Linked DNA regions of Homo sapiens: region 1 is linked to region 2. A link is a loop called in an ENCODE intact Hi-C map of the cell type or tissue named here. Cell type or tissue: MCF 10A. All regions are shown on one strand. Links, peaks and the distances in the headings refer to the core of each region. The heading gives the core; the rest is flanking DNA. Region 1 overlaps ROR2 (receptor tyrosine kinase like orphan receptor 2). Region 2 overlaps LOC105376146 (synapsin-1).

What was found. Peaks named below come from ENCODE experiments on the same cell type or tissue, not always from the same donor. Only the 100,000 strongest peaks of a DNase experiment are listed, where the experiment ranks them.
Region 1: it touches region 2 in a loop (7-fold over the local background); 14 of 110 quality-filtered maps call a loop at or near these places.

The regions. Positions count from the first base shown.
Region 1 is chr9:91,717,599-91,731,741 of GRCh38, reverse strand. ROR2 (receptor tyrosine kinase like orphan receptor 2) reads left to right here. Exons shown (of 9, transcript NM_004560.4): 7 at 587-832; 8 at 4,999-5,201; 9 at 6,635-9,141. The coding sequence ends at 8,080. Among named protein-coding and RNA genes, the nearest start is that of MIR3910-2, 88 kb to the right of the region's middle. RefSeq lists an enhancer at 11,862-12,031. In MCF 10A, for the core only: a CTCF peak has its summit at 4,302; a DNase peak (open chromatin) is centred at 4,281.
Region 2 is chr9:91,424,967-91,441,618 of GRCh38, reverse strand. LOC105376146 (synapsin-1) reads right to left here. Exons shown (of 2, transcript NR_188612.1): 1 at 15,223-16,652; 2 at 14,009-14,789. It also overlaps a transcript of NFIL3 not described here. Among named protein-coding and RNA genes, the nearest start is that of NFIL3, 9.5 kb to the right of the region's middle. RefSeq lists a silencer at 14,943-15,139. In MCF 10A, for the core only: a CTCF peak has its summit at 8,270 (motif pointing right); a DNase peak (open chromatin) is centred at 8,258.

The DNA.
Region 1 (14,143 bases), core at 767-8,766, 290 kb before region 2:
AGTTTCACCATGTTGGCCAGGCTGGTCTTGAACTCCTGACCTCAAGTGATCCACCCGCCTTGTTAGCCACGGTGCCCCAGCCAGGAGGGTTTAGAGCAGCGCCCCACACATGGTAAACACTACAGAAATGTTCACCAAATGCACACCCCAACCCCAGGGTTCCTCCATGGAGGTGGCGTGGCCTGCACTGTTCTCACCCATGGCTGAGCAGGGTGTCCTGAGATGGAGGGGCCAGGCCCTTCTTGCTTGCACAGTTGGCTTTCTTCCTAGAGCAAGTTGATCCTGAGGCTGGGGAGACATCCCCATTCTGGTGGGGTGGTGGTGTGCAGGTGCCTCGTGGGTCCCAAGAGATGGTTCTGGGGCTGTGGAATAACTTTAGACAAGTTTCCTTCCCCATGCCTATCCCTGATGTGCCCTGCATTTAATTTGTGGGCTTGGGACTTCATTAAGCCATTACTTTTAATGCCTCTTTTCTGGTAAGTTATGTAAAATCCTTGGATCTTTTGGAAATTCTAGTTTGGGCATGTGTAGGCAGAATGGTTTTGTTGTACCCCGGAGGTTTTCCTAACGTGTTTTCCTTGTTCAGACCATCAGTGCTATAACGGCTCAGGCATGGATTACAGAGGAACGGCAAGCACCACCAAGTCAGGCCACCAGTGCCAGCCGTGGGCCCTGCAGCACCCCCACAGCCACCACCTGTCCAGCACAGACTTCCCTGAGCTTGGAGGGGGGCACGCCTACTGCCGGAACCCCGGAGGCCAGATGGAGGGCCCCTGGTGCTTTACGCAGAATAAAAACGTACGCATGGAACTGTGTGACGTACCCTCGTGTAGTATGTATTCTCTCTCTCTTTTTTTAATGTGTTGATTGTTGAGTGAACCTTGTGATGAGGGCGTTCTGTCCTGACCTGGGTTGGGGTGTGCCTCTGTACGGTGGCGACCAGAGACCCCTGATCTTACCACAGTGACCATTTTAAATAAAGCTGTTGGGCCACGCGTAGTGGCTGATGCCTATAATCCCAGCACTTTGGGAGGCCGAGGTGGGCAGATCACTTGAGGTCAGGAGTTCAAGACCAGCCTGGTCAACATGGTGAAACCCCATAAAAATACAAAAATTAGCCAGGTGCGGTGGCACATGCCTGTAATCCCAGCTACTCAAGAGACTGAGGCAGGAGAATCACTTGAGCCTGGGAAGCGGAGGTTGCAGTGAGCCAAGATTGTGACACTGCACTCCAGCATGGACAGCAGAGTGAGACCCTGTCTCAAAAATAAATAAATAAATAACGCAAGTTATTGGTTGTTATGAAAGTAACATCTGACCATTACAAGACATTTTAAAATATAGAAAAGTCTGAAGAGTAATGTCAGATCACCCCTAATGTTACCACCCAGTAGTGACTTGTTTGCGTTTTGGCCCACCCCCTTCCATCAGCCCTTTTCCCATGTATGGATGGTCCTGGGATATTCACTTTGACATTTTGTTTCTCCATTAACATTATCTCCCAGTGCGGTGGCTCACAACCTGTAATCCCAGTACTTTGGGAGGCCAAGACGGGTGGATCTCTTGAACCCAGGAGCTTGAAACCAGTCTGAGCAACATGGCAAAAACCCGTCTCTACAAAAAATACAAAAATTGTCCAGGCGTGGTGGCACACCTACTTGGGTGGTGGAGGTGGGAGGATTGCTTGAGCCCAGTAGTTCAAGGCTGCAGTGAGCCATCATGGTGCCACTACGCTCCAGTCTAGGCAACAAAACAAGACCTTTTCTCAAAAACAAAAAACAAAAAACACCATTATTGCTCAGTAGTTCCTAATATTCGTAAAAATATTTCCCTTCCACCCACCAGCTTTTGAGCTTTTCACTGCTTCTCAGATTTTACACTTAGGTTTGGTGGAGTGAGGCGAAAATAGAATTCATTGCTTGTCCTCATTCCTTGCAAGTGTGTCTGTAATGTCATGAATATGGAAGCTCACGTGGCTGATGGTTGACAGCTTCGACAGTTCTCACCTCTGTCTTAGTCATGCCCGGTTCACCAGTCCAGGCAGCAGGGTAACCAAGGCTGGGCTGGGAGCTGGAAGCAGCAATTGGTGAATGAGTGGGCACCCGCGGATAAAGAGAGAGCAGCCGGTGAAGCGAGGCTGGGCTCACCATGCACCTGGAGATCTCCTCCTGGGGTGCAGGCCCGCGTGTCTCTACTCCGAAGTGCAGGAAATAAACACTGGCACTAATGACCTTCCTGATGTGTGATTCAGCAGCTCCAGATTTGGCATTGCCTCTGGCTCAGCAGATCAGACACAAATCTTCAAGAATGTGTTCATTATGGGAGAACAAATTTTAAGAATGAAATTATCAGTCATTCAAATTGCGGTCTAGGCACTCTGGAGCACTCCAGACCTTAAAGCTGTCCTGCAATGAAGGATGGCCCTGTGCCCTGTAAGGAACAAAAGCAGGTTGTAGGACAGAACTGTGTTAGAGGTGCTTTTTTGCTTATTGTTTTGTTTCTGGCAAAAGGAAAATGAGTGGGAGTTTGTGTGTGAGCACACACAGGCTCCTGACTTTTACGAGGTTTTGGAAAGATGGATATCAAACTTTTAGCAGTGATTTCCCCAGACCTACAAAAGTGTTCAAATACAAGACTTTTTTTTTTTTTTTTACAGTGAGTAGGAATTACTTTTGTAATTAAAAATAAATCAAAGCATGAAAAAAATGTATGATTTTGGACCAGTCAATTCTTAGAATCTTGTATCGCAGGTTTGTACTTACAGGGCATAAATGGAAGGATATTTATTGCAGAATCACTTGTGAGAGCTAAACATAAAACAGACTGTTTATCAGTAGGGCTGGATGGGGCAGTTGGAGACGCCTGTGCTGTGGAGTGGCATGCAGCTGTGGGAGAACACACATATCTATCTGCTCCAACATGAGCTGCTGTCCAAGAGATTTTATTCTGCCAAAAAAACAGGAGCAGGAAAATATGGATGACACGATTCTATTTAAAATCAAGTTCATTTAGGCCGGGTGTGGTGGCTCACGCCTGTAATCCCAGCACTTTGGGAGGCCAAGGCAGGCGGATCACCTGAGGTCAGGAGTTCAAGACCAGGCTGGCCAACAGTGCAAAACCCTGTCTCTACTAAACATATAAAAATTAGCCAGGCATGGTGGCGGGCGCCTGTAATCCCAGCTAGTCGGGAGGCTAAGGCAGGAGAATCACTTGAACCCAGGGGGCAGAGGTTGCAGTGAACTGAGATCCCACCACTGCCCTCCAGCCTAGGAGATAGAGCGAGACTCCATCTCAAAAATAAATAAATAAACAAACACTCTGTCTCAAAAATAAATAAAATAAAGTTCATTCAACATTCGAATTAAGAAAACCATATAAAACTACTGTGTCTATATGTCAGAATAGTTGAATATCGGTTGTTCCATGTGGTTCAACCTAAAATATACATAAAGTTAGGAGAACACGAAACTTAACCATTTATAGCCTTTGGGAAAGAGGACTGTTAGAAATACTATCTTTTGAAAGGCCACATTTCTGTAATACTACAGTTTTTCCCAGTAAGCATGAGTCATGTTGGTAATGTTAAGTAGATAATAAAAGCAGGTGATGGTGTCAGTGTGAGCTCACACCTCTGGTCTTGGCGTGAGAGTGGCCTGGACTCTCCTGCTAACCTTAATAATGAAAAATGAACCAAACCCTAGTAAAAAAGAATGAATCGGCATCCCCAGTGCCCCGAAGATTTCTGGAACACCTGCCTCAGAACCCTTTCAGAGGGGAAGCTGCTAGGTGGGGCCAGAAGAAAGTTTTGTTTGTGGTTTTACTTGATTTCTTCTTATTTGGGGGAGCAGGGGTGGGGCAAGGCTGGGTTTTGGGACAAGGTGCTTTTTTCCTAAGGTGGCAGTAGCATGTTCACTTTTAGAACCGAGTTAGCTCTTTTAGGCCTCACACTGACCAGAAATCACTTGTTTGCTTCCAGATGAGAAGCGCTTTGCCCCCTGGCCATGGGGCCCTCTAAGTCTGATATAGTTATTTGCAAGGTTAAGGAGAAAACAGAACACCGTGGTTTTCTGGGGATGTGGGAAAGTGGCTCTCTAGAGAACTCACCTTCCACCAGGCTTAGGGTCAGCGTCCTGAAACGGCACCACTTTGTCTTACATTCAATTGCTTTGACGTGTGGGGTGCTTGGGGCCACGCAGCCTGGGAGGAGCCAGCCCTGCCTGGAGTCCTGCTCAGAATCTGAGGTCACCTCAGCCTGCCTGGTGTGCCCCCTGTACCTTTCTGTAAATCCTGTAGAGGGAGACAAAGAGTTACTTTTCCCTGTGATTTAAAAAAAAAAAAAATGCAGGGAAGGTAGCTGGTGGCCTTGAATCTTGGTACCCAGTGCTTTCCAAGAATTCTTGTGCCCCTGTTGCATATTGTATTGGGTCAAGAGCATGGACTACTGGTGCTCTTTTAAATCTAGTGCATGTTTAATTATTACCCTAAAAGAATCTGTCATCATTAGATAAAAATGTGAAGAAAACATTAAAATGTTGAATGAGGAAAAGGATCGTGTCTAATCCCAGTACCAAGTTTCACTCACCTTGGACAAGGGTCTCCAGTGAATTTCATGAACTTGTCAGTAGCTGGGGAGACCTTGATAAAAGTGAAATTGGGCAGAGCACCTATCTCCGATGGTATTCAAACATCAGGAACAGAAAGCGGATGTGGTCGTTATTAAGATCATTAGAATTCATTTACTTTTTATACTGCATATTCCCGCTTGTTTCCAGGTTGGGCAGTTTTGGGTTTTGTTTCCCCAGGATGCAGCCGGGTGTGCATTTTTTGGTGCATCATGTTTTTTAAGGTGTGGTGTGCCCTTTTACCCCATTGTGTAACTTAGGTGATGACACACGTGCACGTGAAGATTTTGGCTGGAGGTGGAGAGTGGGTTGGTAGAGAACTTAGAGTAGAAAAGGGATGTTTTCTGAAAAATCACGAAAGCCTTATTGTTCACAGGTCCCCGAGACAGCAGCAAGATGGGGATTCTGTACATCTTGGTCCCCAGCATCGCAATTCCACTGGTCATCGCTTGCCTTTTCTTCTTGGTTTGCATGTGCCGGAATAAGCAGAAGGCATCTGCGTCCACACCGCAGCGGCGACAGCTGATGGCCTCGCCCAGCCAAGACATGGAAATGCCCCTCATTAACCAGCACAAACAGGTCTCCATGCCTTACATTTTCTACCCGGGTGGCTCTTCCAGGTTTAATCCTCAGGGGTTGTTTCCCCCAACATTAAATGTCTTAATTTACTTGATACATAGCACATAATTATTTTAAACTCCGCTTCATTTTGCCATTTTTTTTTTCTGTAAACTAGATCAGGACATGTGTGCTTTAGAAAATAAATGGCAGGCGTGTTGGGAATTCACTGCCCCAGAGTCCATGGGCCTCCTTCTGCCTGGACCATGCTGCCCCTGTGGGCCCCAGCGAGTGTCCTCACTGTCCAGGTGCCTCAGCTCTGCCCAGAAGACACACAAGAACAACAGGGCTCCAATGCTCCCCATAATTTTTCTTGACACTTTTGGGTTGGGTTGGTTTTGCTTTGTTTTGTTTACAGGGAAGGATAGGAGAATAGCTCTTAAATGGGAGTAGGTGGACAGGCTACCACTAAAAGGCCACCCCTCATCCCAGAGCAGCCTTAGATGGGGGTGGGGCACTGAAATACAACAGATGAGAACATGTGCTGCAGCCTCTCCAGGTTGTGTTGTAAAAGGGCATTTACACTCATTGCAAGCCGTAGGTAACATCATTCTCAGCCAGCTTTGCAGGGGCTCTTCAAGGTGGCCAGGAGGGAGCTGATGCACTTGGCTCTTCAGTCCCAGAGTCGGTGAGAGTTTGCTATGGGCAGGGGCTGGCCAGCGAGGAGGGCACAGAGCCCCGGGGCTTGCACGGAGGCCCAGGAACCTCTGGGGAGGATGAGGGCTGGCCACACGGGAGGAGCTGGTGTCATAGAGGCCGAGAGAGATGCAGGGTTCTCAGGGCTCCTATCACCTGTGGGGTACTCTTTCCAGGAACATGTTTAACAGAGACCCTAGTCAAGAGGCCCATGGACAGGCCCATTGAGGGAACCTCTGTAGAACAACTGGCTTGGACTCTTATAAGTGACAAAATTGCCAAGACAAAAATGTCGTGGGAAAGCCTCTGTGGGGTCCATGAGAAAAAGACATCACATCTCACGTGATGTGTCGGCACACATGGGGGTTGGAGGGAACCTGGCAGGGTATGTCCGGGGCAGCCCCAGGGCAGCTGGTGCCTGGGCCTGGCTGTAGGGTGTGTGTGTGTGTCCACACATGCACAAGTGGGAAGGAAGTCAGTGTGTCCCAGCTGGATTTTGGAGGGACCTTATTTGTAGCCTGGTTGGGATCTGTGGAAGATTGCAGATGGGAAGCAACCTTGGCATCAGAGCCGTATTTAAGGTTAACTAGAGAGCTGTGGGTGGGCAGGCCAAGGCTGGGTGGGCAAAACCAGCGGGTCTTCTGCAAGGCCCCCCTAGTCGTGGCCGCACAGGGACTCCACTCCTCCCGGCTGCTCTGCAGCTTCCTCCAGGGCTGCGGTGACAGTGATGTTTCACGTGGGGCTTTTCTTCTTGACAGGCCAAACTCAAAGAGATCAGCCTGTCTGCGGTGAGGTTCATGGAGGAGCTGGGAGAGGACCGGTTTGGGAAAGTCTACAAAGGTCACCTGTTCGGCCCTGCCCCGGGGGAGCAGACCCAGGCTGTGGCCATCAAAACGCTGAAGGACAAAGCGGAGGGGCCCCTGCGGGAGGAGTTCCGGCATGAGGCTATGCTGCGAGCACGGCTGCAACACCCCAACGTCGTCTGCCTGCTGGGCGTGGTGACCAAGGACCAGCCCCTGAGCATGATCTTCAGCTACTGTTCGCACGGCGACCTCCACGAATTCCTGGTCATGCGCTCGCCGCACTCGGACGTGGGCAGCACCGATGATGACCGCACGGTGAAGTCCGCCCTGGAGCCCCCCGACTTCGTGCACCTTGTGGCACAGATCGCGGCGGGGATGGAGTACCTATCCAGCCACCACGTGGTTCACAAGGACCTGGCCACCCGCAATGTGCTAGTGTACGACAAGCTGAACGTGAAGATCTCAGACTTGGGCCTCTTCCGAGAGGTGTATGCCGCCGATTACTACAAGCTGCTGGGGAACTCGCTGCTGCCTATCCGCTGGATGGCCCCAGAGGCCATCATGTACGGCAAGTTCTCCATCGACTCAGACATCTGGTCCTACGGTGTGGTCCTGTGGGAGGTCTTCAGCTACGGCCTGCAGCCCTACTGCGGGTACTCCAACCAGGATGTGGTGGAGATGATCCGGAACCGGCAGGTGCTGCCTTGCCCCGATGACTGTCCCGCCTGGGTGTATGCCCTCATGATCGAGTGCTGGAACGAGTTCCCCAGCCGGCGGCCCCGCTTCAAGGACATCCACAGCCGGCTCCGAGCCTGGGGCAACCTTTCCAACTACAACAGCTCGGCGCAGACCTCGGGGGCCAGCAACACCACGCAGACCAGCTCCCTGAGCACCAGCCCAGTGAGCAATGTGAGCAACGCCCGCTACGTGGGGCCCAAGCAGAAGGCCCCGCCCTTCCCACAGCCCCAGTTCATCCCCATGAAGGGCCAGATCAGACCCATGGTGCCCCCGCCGCAGCTCTACGTCCCCGTCAACGGCTACCAGCCGGTGCCGGCCTATGGGGCCTACCTGCCCAACTTCTACCCGGTGCAGATCCCAATGCAGATGGCCCCGCAGCAGGTGCCTCCTCAGATGGTCCCCAAGCCCAGCTCACACCACAGTGGCAGTGGCTCCACCAGCACAGGCTACGTCACCACGGCCCCCTCCAACACATCCATGGCAGACAGGGCAGCCCTGCTCTCAGAGGGCGCTGATGACACACAGAACGCCCCAGAAGATGGGGCCCAGAGCACCGTGCAGGAAGCAGAGGAGGAGGAGGAAGGCTCTGTCCCAGAGACTGAGCTGCTGGGGGACTGTGACACTCTGCAGGTGGACGAGGCCCAAGTCCAGCTGGAAGCTTGAGTGGCACCAGGGCCCGGGGTTCGGGGATAGAAGCCCCGCCGAGACCCCACAGGGACCTCAGTCACCTTTGAGAAGACACCATACTCAGCAATCACAAGAGCCCGCCGGCCAGTGGGCTTGTTTGCAGACTGGGTGAGGTGGAGCCCTGCTCCTCTCTGTCCTCTGACACAGAGAGCTGCCCTGCCTAGGAGCACCCAAGCCAGGCAGGGGGTCTGGCAGCACGGCGTCCTGGGGAGCAGGACACATGGTCATCCCCAGGGCTGTATACATTGATTCTGGTGGTAGACTGGTAGTGAGCAGCAAATGCCTTTCAAGAAAATAGGTGGCAGCTTCACTCCATGTCATATATGGAGTGAATATTTCAAAACGTTGGGAATAAGGGCCTGCAAAAGGCAGCGAGGAGGCACCTCGGGTCTTGAGGTTCCTGACAACCGATCTGGTCTGTTGGTTTGAGGATGAAGGGGCTCCATTTCTGCTGCCTCCCTGCTGAGAATATTCTCCCTTTAGCAGCCAAAGATTCGCTGGAACGGAGGCTGCCCTCTGCTGCCTGTTGGGGTCGGAAGACAAGGGGCTTCTGAAATGGGAGTTCCTGAGATACAACAAAATGTGTGCCTTCAAAGAAACTGACAGCTTTGTATTTGGTGAAATGGTTTTAATTATACTCCATGTGTATTTTGCCCACTTTTTTTGGGAATTCAAGGGAAAGTGTTTCTTGGGTTTGGAATGTTCAGAGGAAGCAGTATTGTACAGAACACGGTATTGTTATTTTTGTTAAGAATCATGTACAGAGCTTAAATGTAATTTATATGTTTTTAATATGCCATTTTCATTGAAGTATTTTGGTCTTAAGATGACTTTAGTAATTTAACTGTTTATGTTACCCACGTTGGGATCCAGTTGGTCTTGGTTTGCTTCTCTCTGTACCACGTGCACATGAGGTCCATTCATTTTACAGCCCCTGTTACACACAGACCCACAGGCAGCCGTCTGTGCCCCGCACACATTGTTGGTCCTATTTGTAAATCCCACACCCGGTGTATCCAATAAAGTGAAACAAAGCATGTGATTGGCTCTCTTGCAGGTTGTAAGGATGCGAGGCAGCGGGAGGCAGTGCTGGATGACGGAGACGCCAAACGGTGATGATTTGAGCTGAGCCCTTTCTGTGGGTTTGGGAGGTTTGCCCTGAGCCAGGAGCCCCATGCTAATGGGGATATCCCTTGGCAGATAAATGATGGAACTAGCTCCGTGGCTTCTCTCTGTTAAGGTCTCCAATGCAGGTTAGTTAATTGCAGATGGTGTGAAGATGGTCTTTGGTTTTAATCTCATCCCCTCCTGAGGTCCCAGAGCCCCTGACATTGTTAAACCTGGAGCCTGGCACTTCTGGGGGCCCTGGAGCAGCAGGGCTGAGTTCAAGGGAGGGGGTGAAAGAGAATGGGCCTCCTTCATGGGCTGCCTGCATCCCCTGCTCTATCTGTGGTGCAGTTGGCTAGTCCAAGGTACACCTGGGTCTGAGCACAGCTGTTATAGGGTGACCTGGGGAGCAGTGGCTTCAGAGCTTCCAGTATTAACTGGTGTGGGGAGAGAGTATGCAGAGACTCAGGTGTAGCAAGTCCCCTCACTTGGAGTAGATCATCAAACTGACCATGTCGACCTGAACCTTATCTTGTCATAGGGGAGAAATCTTTTTCTTTTCTTTTTCCTTTTTTTTTTTTTTTTTAAGACAGAGTCTTGCTCTGTTGCCAGGCTGGAATGCAGTGGCATGATCTTAGCTCACTGCAACCTCCACCTCCCGGGTTGAAGTGATTCTCCTGCCTCAGCCTCCCCAGTAGCTGGGACTACTTGCACGTGCCACCACGCCCAGCTAATTTTTGTATTTTTAGTAGAGACGGGGTTTCACTGTGTTAGCCAGGATGGTCTCGATCTCCTGACCTCGTGATCCACCTGCCTCGGCCTCCCAAAGTGCTGGGATTACAGGCGTGAGCCACTGTGGTAACATCTTTTTCTAACCCACTGCAAGGCTCATGGCTGAGGCCCCTGTAACAAAAGACAGCTTAACGAGAAAAGCCTCAAGCAACCCAAAGAAGCAGGGAAGCCTGTGTATTTCCATACTAAGTTTGGTGGAGTGGACAGGCAGGCAGAAGTGTGGTTGGACAAAGGGATGTGACCAATGGCAATAGACCGGGGTGGGGCCGGGTAGGGGCTTGTTTGCAGGCTTGTTTGTTCAGATTCTTTTCTTTGTCCCTGTATCTTCAGAGATAAGGAGCTTCCCTTCCTCTGGGTAGAGGGAGGGCACCTCTGGAATGAGGGTTTTATGGCCTGTCTGGGAGGAGAAGGGCGGGAGAAGGTCAGAGAGACCTTCCTGATTCTGTGGCTTCCTCAAATGCCAGGTGCCACGTTTTGGGGGATCATGTCCTGACCCCATCACTGTCCTCCCCTGGTTTGCGCATAGCGCTGCTCACAGAAGATTCACCCACACACAAATAAACACAGAGTTCTAATGTGCATCCTAAAAAGTCAGGATGGACCCTCCCTTCTCAGCAGAAGGAAGAAATGTGATTAGACTAAGGATTCAGAGCACCTCTCCCGGCCAGTGCGGTCTGGATTGAATAGTAAAAAAGCTCGCGGTGAAATGGAGTTACTTCTCATTTCCACTGAGCTGAAAGAGGAACTTACTTTTATCTCGAATTTGGTACACCTGATGGCTTAACTGTTCTATTGAGACCTGAGAGTGAAAAATGGGAAATAACCCCCCTGTGGCTGCTTTCTCCACAAGCAGTTGACCATCACCCTGCCCTGCCAGAATTAACCCCCAGGCAACTGACAGTGCCGCAGAACTACAGCTGCAGAGATTCTGCTGAAAAACGTTCGGAGGTTTATTTTTACAGAGTGGGGGAGATTTTGGTTTGGGGATTTTGAACATCTCTGTGTGTTACCATCATTTTAATTGTAAAATCTTGATGCATCATAAGATTACTGAGTGTTTAAAGTTCCTGCAGTTGAATAATAGCGACTTGGTTGGGATGTTCCAGAACAATTGATTCTAGAGCTGAGATGCATGATTCAGATACTAGTAACGTGCCTGTCCTTGTTCATACCCACACAACAGGGAAGTTTTCACAGCTATTAAGTCACTTAAACATGATTTTTAATCCAGCCATATGAACTCACAAATGCCTTTGCACTCCTTATATTTTTTGATCATCATTGTTGCAACAGTCTGTCAGAGCACTGGATACATTTTTCTCTACTGATGTAGGGTGCGTGACTACTCCAGTATATAAGAGCTTCCAACTGACTCAGGAAAATCCCTTGGTTCTCCCAACATGGAAACACTGTTTAAAAACTCAATTCAGGTTTAGTTTGACCTCACAATTGCACACTGATCACTATTTTTGGACAGTTTGTGATCTGATGTTTAAAATAAATCTTGCACAGGCATTGGTTTTATGTGTTTCCTACGGGAATATCTAAAATCCTTTTTGAGATGAACTTTGAAAAGGGGGTTGTGTCAAAGTCAGTGTGCTTCAAAGTGAGATCTCTGACCCTCTCCTCGCCACAGTCAGTCCACACGAACTTCCCAAGATCAATTCTCCTCCCACCCCACACACTTTCCTCCCTCATCATTCCCCAAAGTAGTAGAGATTGCAAGTATTTCTTGGCCTGGCTCTTAGTGGGTGCCCAATAATTGGCTCTTGAAATAAAAGAGTAATGCTCTATTTAGGGAGAGAAGGCCTGGGTGTAGGTTTACCTGATACCAGCTGCAAAGAAGGACATAGCCTCGTTGTCTTTACAGTGTCGCGTTCCTTTTTCATTTAACTTATTAATTATTGAGTAGCTGATGTAGTCCCATAGTTTAAAGATACCAAGGGAAGTTCCATCCCTCATTTGCCCAGATTTCCCTCCACCCTCCCCCTACAAGTAACTGCTGTTAACTGTTTCTGAGGGATCTTCCCAGAGTTCCTTTATACATACGTAAGTCAATATACACGTATGTTCTTCTAGTTCTTCCTTTGACTTTTTTACACAAGTGGTAACTTTCTCTACAACTTGTTTTCTGCCTTGCTCTTTTCACTGGACAGTGTGTTTTGGTGACCTCAGCTTGTTAGTGGTAGGGAGCTCTGGTTCATTAGTATTCTGTGCTAGGGGTGGAGGGAACTTGGTTGAACCCATTGCTCACTGCCGCTGCGGAGTCTGCAAGTGTGACTGCTGGAGACATCCCCAGAGTGGCTTTGCTGGGGAATGAGCTGCCAATCATCAGTGCCACAGTGCCCTCCGTGGGGCTCGGCCAGTGCACCCAGCCACCAAGACACCTGAGAGTGCTGGCTCCCCCAGCCCTGGAATGCTGTTCACATCTCTGCCCAGGGCAGCTGCCCATGAAGGGCCTGGGGACACATAGCTCAACTCTCATGCAGGCTTTTAGAAAGACAGGGCAAGTTGGCATCTTAAGCTCATTGTTTTTTACACTAATTTGTCCTGTTCATGCTCCTTCTCAGTCAGCTTTTCAGTGAAAATGTTGCCCAGAGGCAGAGAGGTGTATCAAACCATCCACTGGGCATTGGAAGGCCCTTGGGCATCTGCAAGTACCCAGGGGAGGCACCAGAAGAAAGTGACTATATCTCTGGAACTTCAGAAGCCAACTGTCACACCCCTCTAGGATGGCAGCTACAAGCCGCGCCCCACACCCAGGATGGCAGCTACAGCACCCCACAGGATGGCAACTTTAACCCCTCCCAGGCAGCTACAACCCCCCCCCCCCGCCAGAATGGCAGCTACAACCTCCCCAAGATGGCAGCTACAACCTCCCCAGGATGGCAGCTATAACCTCTCCCAGGATGGCAGCTACAACTTCTCCCAGGATGGCAGCTACAACCCTCCCAGGATGGCAGCTATAAACCACCCCCAGGATGGCAGCTACCACCGCCCCCAAGATGGCAGCAACAATCCCCCCAAAATGGCAGCTACAACCTCCTCGCCCAGGATGGCAGCTACAACCACCTCGAGGATGGCAGCTACAAGTCCCCTGGTAGGGCAGCTACAACTTCCACAGGACAGCAGCTACAACCCCCCCCCCCCGCCCCAGGATGGCAGCTACAACTCCCCCAGGATGGCAGCTGTAACCCCCCAGGATGGTAGCTACAACCCCCACCAGGATGGCAACTACAACTTCCCCCCCAGGGTGGCAGCTATAACTCCCCCAGGATGGCAGCTACTTCCCCTCCCAGGATGGCAGCTACAACCCCCGCAGGACGGCAGCAACAACCTCCGCCCACAGGGCAACTATCACTCCCCCCAAGATGTCCCAGCCCTGCCCTTTCATTGCTGCAGTCCACCAGGGGCTAACTCCAGATGGACTGGGGTGCCTACGTGAACGATACTTGATGAGTCAAAGTGGAGGCGGTGTCTGGGAAGGGAGAGGGGTCCAGACAGGTGGAGGGAATCCAGGAGGCAGGGAGGCAGTGGCTTCTCCAGCTCCTCCTGCCCATTGGTGCCAGCTCTGTGTTCTCTCCATGGCACTGCCTGCTCCTGTACGGTATCTGACAAGGCCGCCTTTCCATCCTTATTGCCTTATCCGCACAAGCATTTTTCTACATTCCACTAGCTGTCTAATATGGCTTTTCTTTTCCTAGTTTTGAAAAATCATCTTTTTGTCTCTCTTTTTTTTTTTTTTTAACTGCATTTTGATTGTCTCCTCACCACGGTGGTGTCTTTACAGGAAAACTGCACTAAAGCCACCTGTTTTGGGGGAAAGCCAGTGTAAACTAATAAGAATGTGGAACCATAGCATTTTGTTCAGAAAATTCACCATTACTTTCAGATACACAAAATAATTCAAATTAGGCTACAGGAGCCAAAGACTAACATGCGGATTGCCTGGAATATTATTAGTGTTCCCGAAGCATCCTCCTGCTTCTATTATTTCTATTCTCAACTTGCTTGGCAAAGCTTTTCCCATAAATAATGCAAAGGGATACTGCAGCCACAGCACGGAACTAACACGGGCCAGTGTCAGATGGACCGACAGGGTGGGAACAGATGGGTGCACGGACCTGCGGTGCTCTTGAA
Region 2 (16,652 bases), core at 4,582-12,581:
AGAAAATCCTCAAATCACAAAGATAGACAAAAAAAGCAAAGGATCCACAGGACAACCAGAAATCAAATAACAAAATGGCAGTAGTAAGGTTTTACTTGTAAATAATAACCTTAAATGTAAGTTGATTAAATACTCCAACCAAAAGACATAGAGTGGCTTTGTGAATTAAAAAAATAAGATCCAACTATATGCTTCCTACGACAGACCCAGTTTAGGTTTAAGGACAAACATAGACTGAAAGTAAGAGGATAGAAGAAGATATTCCATGCAAATGGTAACCAAAAGAGAGCAGGGGTGGCTGAAACTTATATCTAATTAAATATACTTCAAATCAAAATCTGTCACAAGAGACAAAAAAAGTCATTATTTAATGATAAGGGGATCAATTCATCAAGAGGACATAACAATTATCAATATATATGCACCCAACATCAGAGTACCTAAACACATAAAGCAAATATTAATGGACATGAAGAAAGAAATACACAGCAATACAATAATAGTAGACCATTTTGATACCTCATTTTCAACCATGAATAGATCAACTACACAGAAAATTAATAGGGAAATACTGGACTTGAATTTCACTTTAGACCATACAGCCCTAACAGACATATACAGAACATTCCATGCAACAGCAGCAGAATACACATTTTTCTCAAGTACACATGGAATATTCTCCAGGATACACTGTATGTTAGGCCACAAAACAACCCTTAACAAATTTTAAAAAACTAAAATCATATCGAAGATTGTTTCAGACCAAAATGGTGTGAAACCAGGAATCAATAACAGAAGATATCTTGAAAAACTCACACATATGTGGAAATTAAACAACATGCTCCTAAGCAATCAATGAGTAAAAGGAGAAATTAAAAGGGAAACTGTAAATACCTTGAGACCAATGACAATGGAAATGAAACATACTAAAACCTATGGGATGCAGCAGCAGCAGTTCTGAGAGGAAAGTGTACAGCAATAAGTACCTACATTAAAAAGGAAAAAAGATCCCAAATAAATAGTCTAAAAATATTCTTCAAGAACTAGAAAAAGAAGAACAAACTAAGCCCAAAGTTAGCAGAAGGAAGGAAACAATAAAGATCAGAATAGAAATAAATGAAATGGAGAACAGAAAAACCATAGAAAAAAATTGGTAAAACTGAGTTGGTTTTTTAAAAAGTAAACAAAATTTAAAAACACTTACTAGTCTAGCTAGCAAAAAAGAGAGAAAAGACTCAAATAAAATAAAAAATGATATTGAAGATATTACACGGATGCCTCAAAAATTAAAAGAATCACACAGGACTATTATGAACAATTATATGCCAAACAAATTGGATGACTTAAGAGTTGGATTAACTCCTAGAAAAGTAAAGCCTACCACAGTTAAATCAGAAAGAAATAGAAAGCTTGAACAGAATAATAACAAAGAGATTGAAGAAATAATCAAAACCCTCCCCCAAATTAAGAGCCCAAGACCAGATGCCTTCGCAGCTGAATTCTACCAAACATTCAAAGAGGAACTAATACCAATACTTCCTAAACTCTTCCAAAAAATAGGGCTACAGGAAATACTCCCAAACATACTTTATGAGGCAAGCATCATCTTGATACCTAATCCAGACAAAGACATCACAAGAAAAGAAAACTATAGGTCAATTTCTCTGATGAGAATTAATGCAAAAAATTCTCAATTAAATATTATCAAACCGAATTCAACAACACACCAAAAAGACTGTACATCATGACCAAGTGAGATTTATTTCTGGCATATAACACTGATTTAACATATGCAAATCAATCAATATAATATACTACATTAACAGAATGAAATAGTAAAAACCATCTGATCCTCTGAATTGACAAGGAAAAAGCATTTAACGAAGTCCAACATCCTTTGTTGATAAAAAACTCTCAACAGCTTAGATTTAGAAGGAAAGTTTCTCACACATAATAAAGATTTTGTATGCAAACCCCACAGCTAACAACATAATCAACAGAGAAAAACTGAAAGCTTTTCCACCAAGGTCCAGTACAAGGCAAGGATGACAACTCTCCACTTCTAGTCAGCATAGTACTGGAAGTTAGCAAGAGCAATCAAACACGCACACACAAAAGAAATAAAAGGCAATTAGAAAGGAAAGAAAAAGTATCTCTATTTTGCAGATTGTACAATCCTATATGTATAAAATCCCAAAGATTCCACAGGGAAAAAAAACAGTTAGAACTAATAAGTGAATTCAGTAAAGTTGCAGGATTCAAAATCAACATACAAAAATCAGTAGTGTTTTTACTCACAGAATAATAACCTAGCTGAAAGAAAAATCAAGAAAACAGTCCCATTTACAGTAGCATCAAAAGAAAATAAAGCACTTAGAAATTTAACCAAGGAGGTAAAAGATCTAGACACTAAAAACTGTAAAACATTGATGAAAGAAGTTGAGGAAGAATAAATACAAAGATATCCCATGCCCATGAATACAATAATTAATGTTTTTAAATTGTCTGTTAACCAAAGCAATATACAGATTCAATGCAATCCCTATCAAAATCCCAATAACATTTGTCACAGAAATTTTTTTTAAAGTTCAGAAATTCATATGGAACGACAAAGCATCCTGAATAATCAAAACAATTCTGACAAATAGTTGAAGGTATCACACTTTCTGATCTTAAATTATATTGCAAAGCTATAATAATCAAACTCATACTGTATTGGAATAAACCCATACCATATTGGAATAACAGGCCATAGACCAGTGAAACAGAATAGGGTGCACAGAAGTAAATCCAAACATGTATGGTCAATTAAGTTTTGACCAAGGCACCAAGAGGACACAATGGAGAAAGGATAGTCTCTCTAATAAATGGGGCTAGGAAAACTGAATTTCTACATATAAAAGAATGAAATTGGACTGTTATCTTACATCATGCACAAAAAGCAACTCAAAATGGATAAGATACCTAAATTTAAGACCTGAAACTATAGAACTCCTAGAAGACACTAGAGGGGAAAAGTGCCTGAACATTAGCCTTGACAATGATTTTTTTCCCCTAATTACACCAAAAGCTCAAGCTACAAATGTAAAGATAAGTAAATGGAGCTACATCAAAATAAAAATCTTCTGCAAAGCAAAGGAAATTATCAACAAAATGAAATAGCCTATGAATTGGGAAAAAAAATTGTATACCCTGTATCTGATAAGGGGTTATCATCCACAACTTATAAGAACCCCTACAATTCAATAGCAGAAAAACAAATAACTCAATAAAAAATGAACAAAGAACCTGAATAGACATTTCTCCAAAGAAGATATGAAAAACGGCCAACAAATTTGTAAGAAGGTGTTAAACGCAGTTAATCATCAGGAAACACGAGTCAAAATCACAATGAGATACGACCTCACACCCATTATGATGGCTATTATTTAAAAGTCAAAAGATAACGAATGTTAGGAAGTATGTGAAGAAAAAGGGAAGGCTTGCATAGTGCTGGTGGAAATGTAGTTTGGTGCAGCCATTATAAAAACCAATATGAAAGTTTCCAAAAAAATTAAAAATAGGACTACCATGTGGCCCAGCAACCCCCTTTCTGGGCATATACCCAAAGGAAATAAAGTCACCATTTCATAAAGGTATGTGCACGCCCGTGTTTACTGCAGCACTACCCACAATAGCCAAGATATGGAAACAACCTGTGTGTCTGTAGAGATACAAATAGTTAAGAAACTGTGCTACATACATATAGATAAAGACATATTATTTTGCCTTTAAAAAAGGAGATCCTGCCATTTGTCACAACATGCAGAAACCTGGAAGTTTGTGCTAAGTGAAATAAGCTAGACACACACACAAAAATACATGATCTCATTTACATGTGGAATTTTTTAAAGAGTCATATATACAGAGATAGGGAATAAGACACTGCTTACCAGGGGTGGGGCTAGGGAGGTAGAAAGGAAATGGGGAGATGTAGGTCAGAGGACACAAAGTAACAGACATGTAGGATGAACAAGTCTAGAGATCAAATGTACGTGAAGATTACAGATAATAAAATTGTACTGTATTTGTGATTCCTGCTAAATGAGTAGACTTTAGCTATTCTTGCCACAAAAACTAACAAAAGTGTAACTGTGTGAGATGACGAATATGTTAATCTGCTTCTTTATAGTGACCATTTTACTATCTACATGTATCCCACAATATATTTACATCTTAAGTATAAATGATTAAATTTATTTTCTTAAAAATGGTCAACAGGCAAATTTTGTTATATATGTATTCCTGATCCAAAAAATATAACATGTAATACATCAAATACCATTGAATCGTGCACTTTACATGGGTAAATTGTATGGATGTGAATTATAACTCAATAAAGCTGTTTTAAAAAAGAGATTTAGGACAGTGTTCTTTAATCCCCAGGCCACAGACCGGTACTGATCCCTGGCCTGTTAGGAACTGGCCCGCACAGCAGGAGATGAGCGGTGGGCGAGCAAGCATTACTGCCTGAGCTCAGCCTCCTGTCAGAGCAGCGGAAGCATTAGATTCTCATAGGAGTGTGAACTCTACTGGGAACTGCGCATGCGAGGGATCTAGGTTGCGCACTCCTTATGAGAATGTAACTCCTGATGATTCGACACGGAACAGTTTTATCCTGAAACCATCCCCCAAAACCCTTGCACGTGGAAAAATTGTCTTCCACGAAACCGGTCCCTGCTGCCAAAAAAGGTTGGGGACTGCTGATTTAGGGGATAGTGTCAGTAGGAAATTGTAACTGACTATATATGAAGGATGTAGTGAACATTTGTCACTTTATGGCTACTTGGCAGAGGAACCTCTTCCTATTTTGGGTTATAGAGCCTGTCTCCAATCAGAGAAGTTGAAGATCTTCTATTAATTTTCCCAGACTCTTGGTAGCCAGGGTCCTGGCATATGACGTAGGTCCTGCCAATCAGACATACTTAACTCCTCCTTAGCTCCCCACCTTCAACTCTTTGTTGTTGTTGTTGTTGTTGTTGTTGTTGTTGTTGTTGTTGTTGAGGCAGAGTCTTGCTCTGTCGCCCAGGCTGGAGTGCAGTGGCGCCATCTCGACTCACTGCAAGCTCCGCCACCCGGATTCACGCCATTCTCCTGCCTCAGCCTCCGGAGTAGCTGAAACTAAAGGTGCCCGCCACCACGCCCGGCTAATTTTTTGTATTTTTAGTAGAGACGAGGTTTCACCGTGTTAGCCGGGATGGTCTCTATCACCTGACCTCGCGATCCGCCCGCCTTCGGCCTCCCAAAGTGCTGGGATTACAGGCGTGAGCCACCGCGCCCGGCCCCACCTTCAAATCTTAATCAGAAAATGGTAATGTGAAGAAATGGAGATCATGCAGGCTCTTTCCCTGGGGCAGTGCCTGTGAAGGTGGCTGTATCCTGTTTGCAGGAGCTTTCTTTCTGGTAGCAGCATTGGAGGAGTGTGCCATGCAGATGCAGTTTCTCTGTCCTACAGCAGAGACAGCAGTGCCTGCGGGAGATCAATTCTGCAGTTTGATTTGGGGCATAGCTTCCGGCTTTTTAGCCTTCAAACCTGACTTGCCACAGATTCTGTGAGTTGCCTGGAGTTTTTTGGGTTTTTTTGTTTAGTAAATTACTGTTCTGCTCATATTAGCCAAAATCGGTCTGTGTTGCTTGCAACAAAGTACCCTGAATGCTGTAAAAAATTGCTCCCAGATTCTCAGCAAGTTGAGTGAACTATGGGATGTACAAGATGTAACTGAAGGAAGTAAAAATCCAGCTAGTATTAAAGGGAAGAGTTCTGATAGTACCTGGCATGCATAGATGAAATGTTAATTAGATTATAAGCTGTAGGCACATGGAATAAACTGTTCACTGAAAGTCTCAGTAAGGGACCCTGGTTGACCACTGTCACAGAATAGAATGGTAGTCATGAAGACCATGTGGCAAAATCATAGTCCTCACTTCACCAAGGCAGACCTTTCTTCCTACACTCCTCAGTTTCAGGCGCAGGCAGATGTCTCTAAAACTGATTCAGTGCCAAACGGAGCCATCATCCAGCCTCTAGAGGCAGGTGGACTCGGTCAGGCTTCATGAGGACCATGATGAAATGGCACTCAAGTTCCATTTCAACCTCCTTTGAGTGGCCTTTTATGTACCATAGAATTTGAATTCCACATTTACTAGTCTCTCTTGCAACTGGTATTCTGGATGCAAATTAAGATAAAATTTGATGGTGAAAGAGAGGTGAGGCACACTTCCTGTTGAGTTAGCAATTGCTGCAGGCAGGCAAGGTCATAGAGATGTTGGAGTTTTCTGACCAGCAGCTCCAGGGGCCTGATGATTGTATTATTGTATAAGTCAGTTGCAGCAAGCGTTTTTATCACAATTCTCACAACTCTGGGTTCTGATCATTTAGAGGACTGAATATCCAAGGAGGGTGATGCTTCCACTACTTGACATAGCAAATACTTGCTATGCCTAGTGGGGGCAGTGGAGAGAGAGAGAAAGAAAGAGAAAACACACAATTCAGTTATTAGGTACTTTGGGGGAATGCAAAAGAAAACCAGGGAAAGCACAGGGGTGCCTGGAATCATAGAAGACGGCTCATACGGATACTGTTATGTCACCTACAGGCAGCCTTGCCATGGTCCTTGGGCATGTTCATGCTGACCTCCACATTCCCTAGGAAACCCTTTAGAGAAGTGTTTGGCAAACTACAGGCCTATGGCCCAAATCTAAACTGCCACCTATTCTTAATTTTTTTTTTAATTGCGATAGCTTTAAGAGTACAAGCGATTTTTGGTTGTACATGGATGAATTGTATAGTGGTGAAGTCTAGGTGCACTTGATTTTTTTCGAAAATTATTCGTATCCTTTTACTATTTTCCTATTGGATGTTGATTTTCTTGTAAATTTATAAGAGTGCTTAACATATTAAGAATGTTAAACCTTTTTCTAGAATAAAAATGTGAACTATTTTCTCAAATTTTTTGTCTTTTAATTTTAAGGTGTCTTTTATCAAACAAAAGCTGCTTCACGGTTAATTAAATATATTTATCTTTTCTTTTGTAACTTCTGGGTTTCATGTAGACCTGTTCTCCCATATTTTGGTTTTGTACTTTTATGTGTAATTTAACACTTAAATCTTTAATATTACGGGAATATTTTTATGCTTGGAATGAGATGAAGGTCTAGCCAATGATTCCAACATGATGTATTTTCCCTTGGTTAGTAGACACTTAGCATCCATTTTTTTCTACTCCCATGCAATCTGATATCTACTTGGGGAGGCTTGAAAGCTGAAGAAACATGTCTTAGACTTCATGAAGCTGAGGTTCTGGAAGCATATTATGTTCCATTGTTTAGAAGCACTCATGAGAGCCTGTGTTGTGCAGACTGGTCTCAATCTCCTGGTCTCCAGTGATCCTCATGCCTCAGCCTCCCAAAGTGCTTCTATTATACGCATGAGTCACTGTGTCTGGCCTGAGAATCAACTTTTTAAGTTTCTCAAAATATCCATTAGAATTTTGATTAAGAGAGATTATACTCATTGGTTAATTTGGGGGTAATCATCATCTTTATAATACTCTTAATCAGAAATATATTCAATTTTTTTACTTGTTTGGCTTCTGTTAGTCATTATTCAATGTTTAATAGTTTTCTTTATGTAGACTAGCTTGTACCTTTTTGTTAGATGTAGTATTAATTATTTGATAGTTTTTCTTATTGTGAATAAGACACTTTTCCCAAGTATATTTTAAATATATTTAAATATAATATTTTTCAACTAAAATACTAAGAGCTAACATTTATTAAACACTGCCTAGGCACCAGATATGTTATTTATGTTATGCTTCACATGTTATTCAGTCACAAATGAAAATATTGTTCACAAAATACTCATCTAACAATGACTTAAACAAATCGAGGTTTGTGTTTCTCATGTTCAAGAAGCCCAGGAGTAGGTAAACAGGTGCTGATATTGACGCTTCCCTCATGGTCAAATGGGTGCTATAGTTCTAGCATCATGTCCATTTTTAAGGCAGGAGAAAAGGAAAATAGGGGCACCTGCAACTTCTTATTATGCCCGTTTGGCCAGAATGATGTCAGTTAGCCACCCCTGCCATCAAGGAAGTCTGAAAGTATTTGATACTTGCAAATCCCAGAGTAAATAAAGACTGGATGAATAAGCTTGTAAGTAGATCTTGTGTGAGTCAAACTGCAGCAATGCTCATTCATAATATCCTCACCATAACCTTCAGAGGGCAGCATGACTACAATCCCAAGTGTGCAGAGGAGGAAACTGAAACATAATGAGTCTCAGCAATTTGCCGATAGTCACAGCAATAAATGTAGAATGTGTGCTTTTAGCCATTCTATTACAAATGATTCCCATATGCAGGAAAATTTTGTTTTTAAATATTAACATCTTGTCCAGCTACATTACTGAATTCTTCTATTTTTGCATAAGCTTTAGTTTTGCTACATAAGTAAATGAACATATGGAATTATAACTTCCTTGTAATACTGATAATTCTTTTTTTTCCTGTCTCATTGCAATGGCTAAGACCTTCAAAATGATGTCAAATAATAATGAGTTTCCTGTTTATTTTCCTACTTAAATAGGAAGGACTTTATTGTTTCACCATTAAATGATTAAATTTACACTGAAAAAGAATGCTTTTCAGATATTCAGTAGTAAAGATAAATATTTTTCAGTAACAAGAAAGTTTTCTTTCCTAGTCTGCAGTTCAAAATGTTTTCCTTTTATCACATCAAAATAGCTATACTTCTGACTACTCTCCAGCTACTTTAGCAATATATATCATACTCCAAAAGAGTACTAGAAAAGACCTCCCTAAGACCTTCTCACACTAATGCTTTACAAATCAACCTCCCATTTCTTTTCAGCTCTGCCTTTGCACAGCAGAATTAAGATCTGGCAAAAAAAAACCTAAACAACTTCACTGGAATATATAGGTTCTTATGTGTCAGCAACAGTTTTCATAATACTGCAAAAGATAAGAAAATGGACAATTTCTCTGCAAGACTGAGAGTCATCTTTCTCTGCTACTTTTCGTGAGGGACATGTTTTCAGGAAACCTATTTTTGGGACTATTGCTGCACTTTGAATCTTTGACAGGTTCCGAAAGAAATTGGCTGGGCCTGAGTTTCCCAGAAACCGGAGCCTGAATCAAATCTCCTGTGCTAAGCCTTTCTTGGGAGGTACAATTCTAGAACTGCAAGAGTAGGAGGAAAAGAAGAGGAGACAGAGAAATAGGGGAAGTACATTTATAAGGACAAGGTACACTACCAGGTTGACTACAGTGCCCCAAGACAGCACAGACTGTGGCTGGGATTTGGGACATCATGCCACTAAACATTGTAGAGAGGAGGTATTTATCTACTGGTTCCATCCCATCTCCTGTCACTCATGGCTCAGAACTAACCTGACAGTGTGCCAACTACCCTACATCATGGGGTTGTGTCACCTGCCCCGGTAGCCCCTGGGAAAGACAGGTTCCTGGCCCTCTGTGCTTGTGTGAGTTCCTAAGTGATGGGAGGTGCCCATCTGTAAGTTCTGTCCATCTTACTTGCAGCAGCAGGAAAGCATTGGGAACCCAGGAAGACCCAAGTTAGCTGCTGGTGGTAGAAGAGGGAAAGGCGTCCAAGACAAAGCCTGTCCAGTAGCAAGCAAGAGAGGCTTGGGACAGGTGAGGCAAAGGGGATCCAGGAAGGAGACACACTGGGACTTGCAGAGAGGTCATTTTTACAAAGGAAAGTGGTGTTTTACTTATGCATTAGGGGGAAAGTCTTGTGTGGCCTGGGTCATTGAGCAGCACAAGTCCTGCACTGGGAACCATCCCAGACAGCCAGGAGCAGGAACAGAAGCAAAAGGAACTCTGGAGCAGCATAGCCCAAGTACAGACACTCCCTGAAGGCCAAAGTCACGTCGGCTTCCACTGTGGTTAAACTGTTCAAGTCAAATTCCACTTGCTTCTAGTCTCCAGCTGGCTTTCTCTCGTGGGATGAATACACACCCTTTGTAATAGCACAGGAGAGCATGTGCCAGTGCATCCCTAAGCTCAGGCTCTGTTCCCGTGACACCTTTCCCCTCTCCACGGAATGGTAGAAGGATGAAACATCTTAATATATGTGATGCGCCCAAGACGGTGTGTGCATGCTGTGGTGTTTGAGCAGTATTTGTTATTATTCTTACTGTGTAGAGGAACTGAAGCATATATAGCATATGTAAAGTACTATTGTGCTGTTTCTCAGATGAAGAAACTGAGGCATCAAGGTTTCACGTGACTTACCCATGGCCACCCAGCTCTAGAGTCCAGGCTTTGAACCATTTCCCTACACTAATTCTTAATGTGTGACATTTGGGGGAAAAAAAGCATTTAAAACAATGTGTTTTAAATGCTTGAATAACGTACTGCCTGAATAACGTACTGGTTGGTTTTGCTACTCCAGGTCCCCTAGGCCTGGGCCTGGTCTACATTTCCACACTGCTCTCCCATGCCGACTTTGCAAAACCTGGGTTTCCATCAAGCTCTCTGCCAGGACTTGTCACTCCCCAAGGTTCCCTTGGTCACCAACCACACTGGCTTTGCTAGGCCTGGCTTTATGTGGTACTCTTTTGAGGCATGATTCCTGCCTGTAGAATACCCATACATCTTTAAGACTTTGGTCATAATCCCAGCACTTGGGAGGCTGAGGTAGGAGGATCACTTGAGGCCAGGAGTTTGAGACTAGCCTGAGCAACATAGTGAGATCCTGCCTCTACAAAATGTTTTTTAATTAGCCTGGTGTGTTGGCATGCACCTGTAGTGCTAGCTGCTTGGGAGGCTGAGGCAGGAGGATTGCTTGAGCTCAGGAGGTCAAGGCTGCAGTGAGCTATGATCATGCCACTGCACTCCAGCCTGGGCAACAGAGCAAGACCCTGTACCAAACATTTTTTTTAATAAAAAAGAAAAACTTTGATTAAATTATACCCTCTTTCAGGAAGTACTTCTGCCTCTGCTTCAATGGAATGTGGGTCTCCTCTCCTTCAAGCCCCTCTTGGTACACAGTCTGGTCTTTCCAGTGACAGTTACCACACCGCGACAGTATTCGAGTTATGCTTTTAACCCACCATCCTCATCTTCCCATTAACCTCTAAGGGCCTGGCTTAGTTTCTGGCCCCTGCTAAGTAGTCAGTAAACATGTACCTTAAGTGAGGGAGTGAGTGAATGAGCGCCAAGTCTACAGCAGGCATGGGACATCACTCAACTGTTCAAGGGATGCCTGGCACCCAGCAGGTGCTCCATAAATGGAAGAATGAATGAATTCTAATCCCCATCCACCTCTGTTATTCTTTCTTGTAGATGTACATGCTCACTTGTTCATCTGAATTGAATAGGATCCTGGCAGCGTAACAAGATTTATTATGTATATGTAATTAATATGGACACGCACACACATACGCATGCACAGGCACAAGTATTTGGTTGATGATACTATTTTTCTGATGTATGTTGATTCTTTTTTGGGTTAATAATAATAGCTAACACTTGCTAATATATCAGGCACTTTCCTAATCAGTTAATAGGTACTAATTTTATCCTCAGAACAAGTTGAGATTGATACTATAATTATAAATGGTTGTCAAAAGGTGAAAGTGAGGCACACAGCAGACGAGAAAAGTAAGTTGCCCACAGCCACAGAGTTCCTGAGTGGCTGTGGGCAAGCTGGGATGTGGACACGGGCCTCTGTATCTGGGTCTTCAGCACTGGGCTCTACTGCCTGCAATTCCTGGTGACTGCCCGAGAGCTGGCTCTTTTATCATCCTGCCAGTATGCGGACTCACAAAATCCTCCACAGACCTACATGCACCGCCTGAGAGCAGCATCACACAGCAGCAGCTGAAAACACAATGGCACCTGAATCTTGAGCACTTCTGAAAGTTTCTCAGAAGACCAGAAATGCGGTCAAGCACCCAATTTCCGGACTTCTTAAGTGCATTTACCAAACGGAGAGCATTCACTTTAATCTCTTGCTGAAACAAACGACTCCAGAAGACAACTTTTGTCTCTGGAGTGACAAAAGTTGGTGGGCAACTCAACAAGGTAATTTTCTCTTGTCCATGTTACAATTAGGCCAAGGGAAGGTTATGAATGAGCCAGTGCTTGCCATAGCTGCTTTGCTGCAAATGCCACATTTGCAGTTTTTCTTTTCTGCAATATATGCTGGTGGCATGTTAGTCAACCCATGCTAATGAGAGAAGGAACGTGGCCAACCATCTGGTTGGCTCCCTCGGGTTTCAGATGAAGGAATGGACATTCAGAGAGGTGAAATGATCCCCTTGGTGAGTATGGGGTACAGAATGCACCAGAATTTCAGCTTCTGAGTTGCAGCTGTGTAGCTCTTTCCAGTAAACTATCCTGTGCATGACTTCACAGAAATGTTTAGATAAGCTTTACTTCGTTGATTTGAACTGGATTGCAATGTGGACCTGTCTTGTCTTATTCTTCATGAAATGATTTTTGTTAGAACATATTTCACAATTTTCTATTTCATATACTCATAGCCCTGCTAGCTGTGTTCCAGTTGCTGGCTGAGTGCTGCCACAATGCTTGCTCCATCGCCAAGATTTTGCAATGAACACGATTAGCTGCTCCCACAGTCTTGACCATTTTTAGTGTATTCTCCTTTTTCCTACCCACCTTTTTTTGTTAATGTCCCTTATTTTGGCACTCTTACTCACATATACCATTTAATCTGAATGAATAAAAATGCTTACTGAAATGTGTGCCATCTGTGGTGGCTGAATTTAAAGACATGTTTCAGTTTTTGTAATAGTGTACTTGCAACATTTTCTCTTCTTTGCAAAATCACCTCTTTCTGGTCTTTTCCTGGGTCCTTTGGAAATGCTTTCAAATGTATTCAGACCATCAGCTGATTTTGTCTGGGGAAATCATGTCGTTGGTGTAGAGATCTAATTTCTTTCTTAGCTTGAGCAAGAGCTGCTTAATAGGAAACATTTTGGCTTCCCATACTTTAAAGCCATCGCTTCTACAGGGAATGTTATGTGACCATCTTCTATTACCCAATTTCCCACAAAAGCTAGTTTTTGAAAAAGAAGGCCAAGCATGCTAATAGAACTCCTGCTAATGGAGCCACATGGCAAAGTTAGGGGACCGAGAGGCAGAGGCTGGAAGACAGTTGAAATCTTAAAAACTATAACGTCTAGGTTGTGGCTGGGATAGGTAGGTGGCAAGAGCAAAGAGAAAAGTGGATGTTTGGGGGAATGAAGGAATCCCAGGAAGTAATGATCTGAATGACTGGAGAAAGGCCAAAGGAAAAAACTAAGAATAATAGAGTAAATCAAGATAACTAAATTTAAAAAGAAAAAAGGTCAACAAAGGTAGAAAAACTACAAGAAAAGGCAAAGCGGAAGAGGAAGACAGAGGTGAAAGATTAAAAATGGCATGAATAGCAGAAATAAAAGTGCATGAGTGGTGGAAAGAAATATCATTCCAGGAAGTTTCTGCCTCAACAGTCAATGACTCATTGCATCAAAGCCAAAATCCCAGCAAAAAGCACACACTGATGGGCGTGGGGAGGAGAACCTCACTAAGGCTACCATGCTAGCTCACATCTTAAAGCCTCCACTTGAAAACAAAACAGGTCTGGTGCTGTGACTCACACCTGTAATTCCAGCACTTTGGGAGGCCAAGGTGGGAGGATTGCTTGAGCCCAGGAGTTTGAGACCAGCCTGGGCAACATAGAGAGACACTGACTCTAACAAAAAAAAAATTAAAAAATTAGCCAGGCATGGTAGTGTGCACCTGTAATCCCAGCTACTTGGAAGGCTGAGGTTGGAGGTTTGCTTGAGCCTGGGGGGGTCAAGGCTGCAGTGAGCCGTGATCACTCCACTGCCCTCCAGTGTGGGCAAGAGAGCAAGACCCTGTCTCAAAAACAAAAACAACAACAACAACAACAACAACAACAAAAACGGTATGCTATGGATTCCCAGAAACTGAACTTCTGTTCCTGGAGTTTAATAAAAAGACACAAGGTGGTCCATAAACATACTACAGTGGAAAGAAAATGGTCCTGGCACACAGGAGCCCTGATGCAGGCTGCCGGCCACCAGACCAGACAGGAGGTCACCAAAGGGCTTTTAGTTATCGAAGTTTTTTCTACAAAGAAATCCATAAGTCCAATGCACAAAACAGATAGGGTAGAGCTGCCCAATTTGGTTGCCAGGTAGGCAGCCTGCTTTTTAGCCACTGAGTCCCCCGTCTCCACCCCCTGTTCCCAGGACATCTCTGTAGAACTCAGAGGACTCAGACTGTCCAGCCTCTGGGTAGGTAAGTCCTGCAGTCTTTTATTTTTTAATGAATTGCTTGCCTAAACTGAAAATCAGGATATTTTACCAAAAAAAAGAAAGTCAACTTTCTTTTGAATAATTGGAGCTGTGGGCTGTGCAGTCTTTTATTTTTTAATGAATTGCTTGCCTAACCTGAAAATCAGGATATTTTACCAAAAAAAAAAAAGTCAACGTTCTTTTGAGTAATTGGAGCTGTGGGCTCCTGGAAACAGCAATTGATGAGAGAGCTGAAAAACAGTCTTCTTCAGTGGGTCACTTTCTTTTTGCCACAGTCCACGTGTGGCTAACGTCCTGAATTCTCATTATCCATCTGACTTTACAGTTACTCCGGCCTAGTGAGGTCCACTGTAAAATCCCTGGGATATATATATGGCCTCTTGGGGATGTTCCAGCTCAAGACATTCTGCAGCTGTAGAAAAATTATTACTATATTAAATTAAGTTGTTACTAAATTACAAATTCCTATTAATTCCCATTTTAGTAAGGAGAAGTCACTGTTTTAGTCATTCTGTTCTCAAGCTATAGCTCTTATATTTGCTTAGTCAGAAACCATGTTGGCAGTATAATAAAATGAATTAGAATGTGGTTGATTGTCTTCTGCTGGTAGTTCTCATCCCTGTCCAGGCACCTCCTCCCTTGCCCCTGCCCTCAATCCACCCCTAGCACTGAGAGGTTGCTGAGAGCAAGAACCCCTTCCTCCTCCTCCTGAGAACCTTACAGCCCAGCTCCACCATCAGGCACATGCTGATGTCTTCCTAGAAGCCTCCCCACCCTGGTTAATTTGTTTCAAATATCTTAGGTTTTTATGCTCCATTTACTCGAGTTAATCTGCAAATACTTACCTACTCTGTGAATGTTCTAGGATATAATATTAGATACATCATCACTTCGGCCCTGGGGACAGATCCTTCATCCTGTTGTTTAGTGGTGTCCTAATCACCAGGAGGAGCTAAAGAGTTGTTTTCTAAGCTGGTATCTCAGATACCTTTCACACTTCCTCTGATTTCCAAGTTAGATGGTAACAATGAATGATGCACAGATATAATACATACACAATCTAAAATACTCCAAGTAAATATAGGAGCATTCGATTTCAAAATTCAGCATAAAGAATAAGTTTCCAGGTTGAGAGAACTCCTCCAGCATCACTGCCTGGGGTGGCTCCAGGCACGTTCTTTACCTGTCTTGAAGGTCGAGTTGTCTTTAAAGAAAGACATTTACTACAACGGCTTTGAAATTCCATGAAATTATTCAAAATGCAGAACAAGGTCAGAACACGTGAAGGGGAGGGTAGATTATGCAGGACAGCCCTGGATTTCTAGACAATAGCTGCATTTCTGACCCCAAAAAGGCAACTAATATGGATATGATTTTGATTTCATCTAAGAGAGGTTCTCAAAGCTACAAATAAGCATTGTAAGGTTTGGGCAAAAAGGAAACTATCAGTAAATTTGAGAAAAGTGGCCAGGCACAGTGGCATGCGCCTGTAATTCCACTACCAGGGAGGCTGTGGCCGGAGGATCCTTTGAGCCCAGGAGTTCCAGGCCAACCTGGACAACATAGTAAGACCACATCTTGAATTATTATATATGTATGAGAAAAGTGGAAATTATAAACTAAAATCAGGATTTGTTCTCATGAAGGTAGTCAAGTTTGGAAAATGTGTAGTGGAGGGGATGTGGTTCTTGCATTAGTCAGCACCGGGAAGATGGTGTCGGGGAACACGCTAAGCCCATATTGTACGTCTGAGTTTTCAGAGCCTTGTCAGCAGAGCTGTACTACCAGATAAATCACGAACAAGAGTGCGTTCAAAACCACAACGCTGCCCTGGAAGGCTTTCCAAAAACTCAACTGATAGGTGATAAAAATTTTTTAAATATGACTTGCGTTATTATGATATTAACTGTGCAAGAAGGGGAAAGGTAGAAAAGACAATCTTGGCGAGTAGATAGATCTGCTGCTCATGGCAGACACTAGGGATGGTACCTGGGTGTTCACTCTGCTCTTCTCTTTACTTTGGTTTTTGCTTTTTAAAAACGAAAGGAGCAAAAAGAAGTGGAAAGTCGTGGAGGCACTCGGCCCAGCCCCCACGTAGTTCAAGGAGACCAGGAGGGAGCTGGCTGGTGGAGGTCCTGCCCACCTGCCACACTCCGTATTTGGGCAAGCCTGTGAGTCACTGTCGGGAACATGGCTCCCTTCGCCAAGGCCAGCACTGACCACTATCCGTGTATCGGTAAACGCAGGGAGTGTGCCACGTGCCTTGACAGTCTAG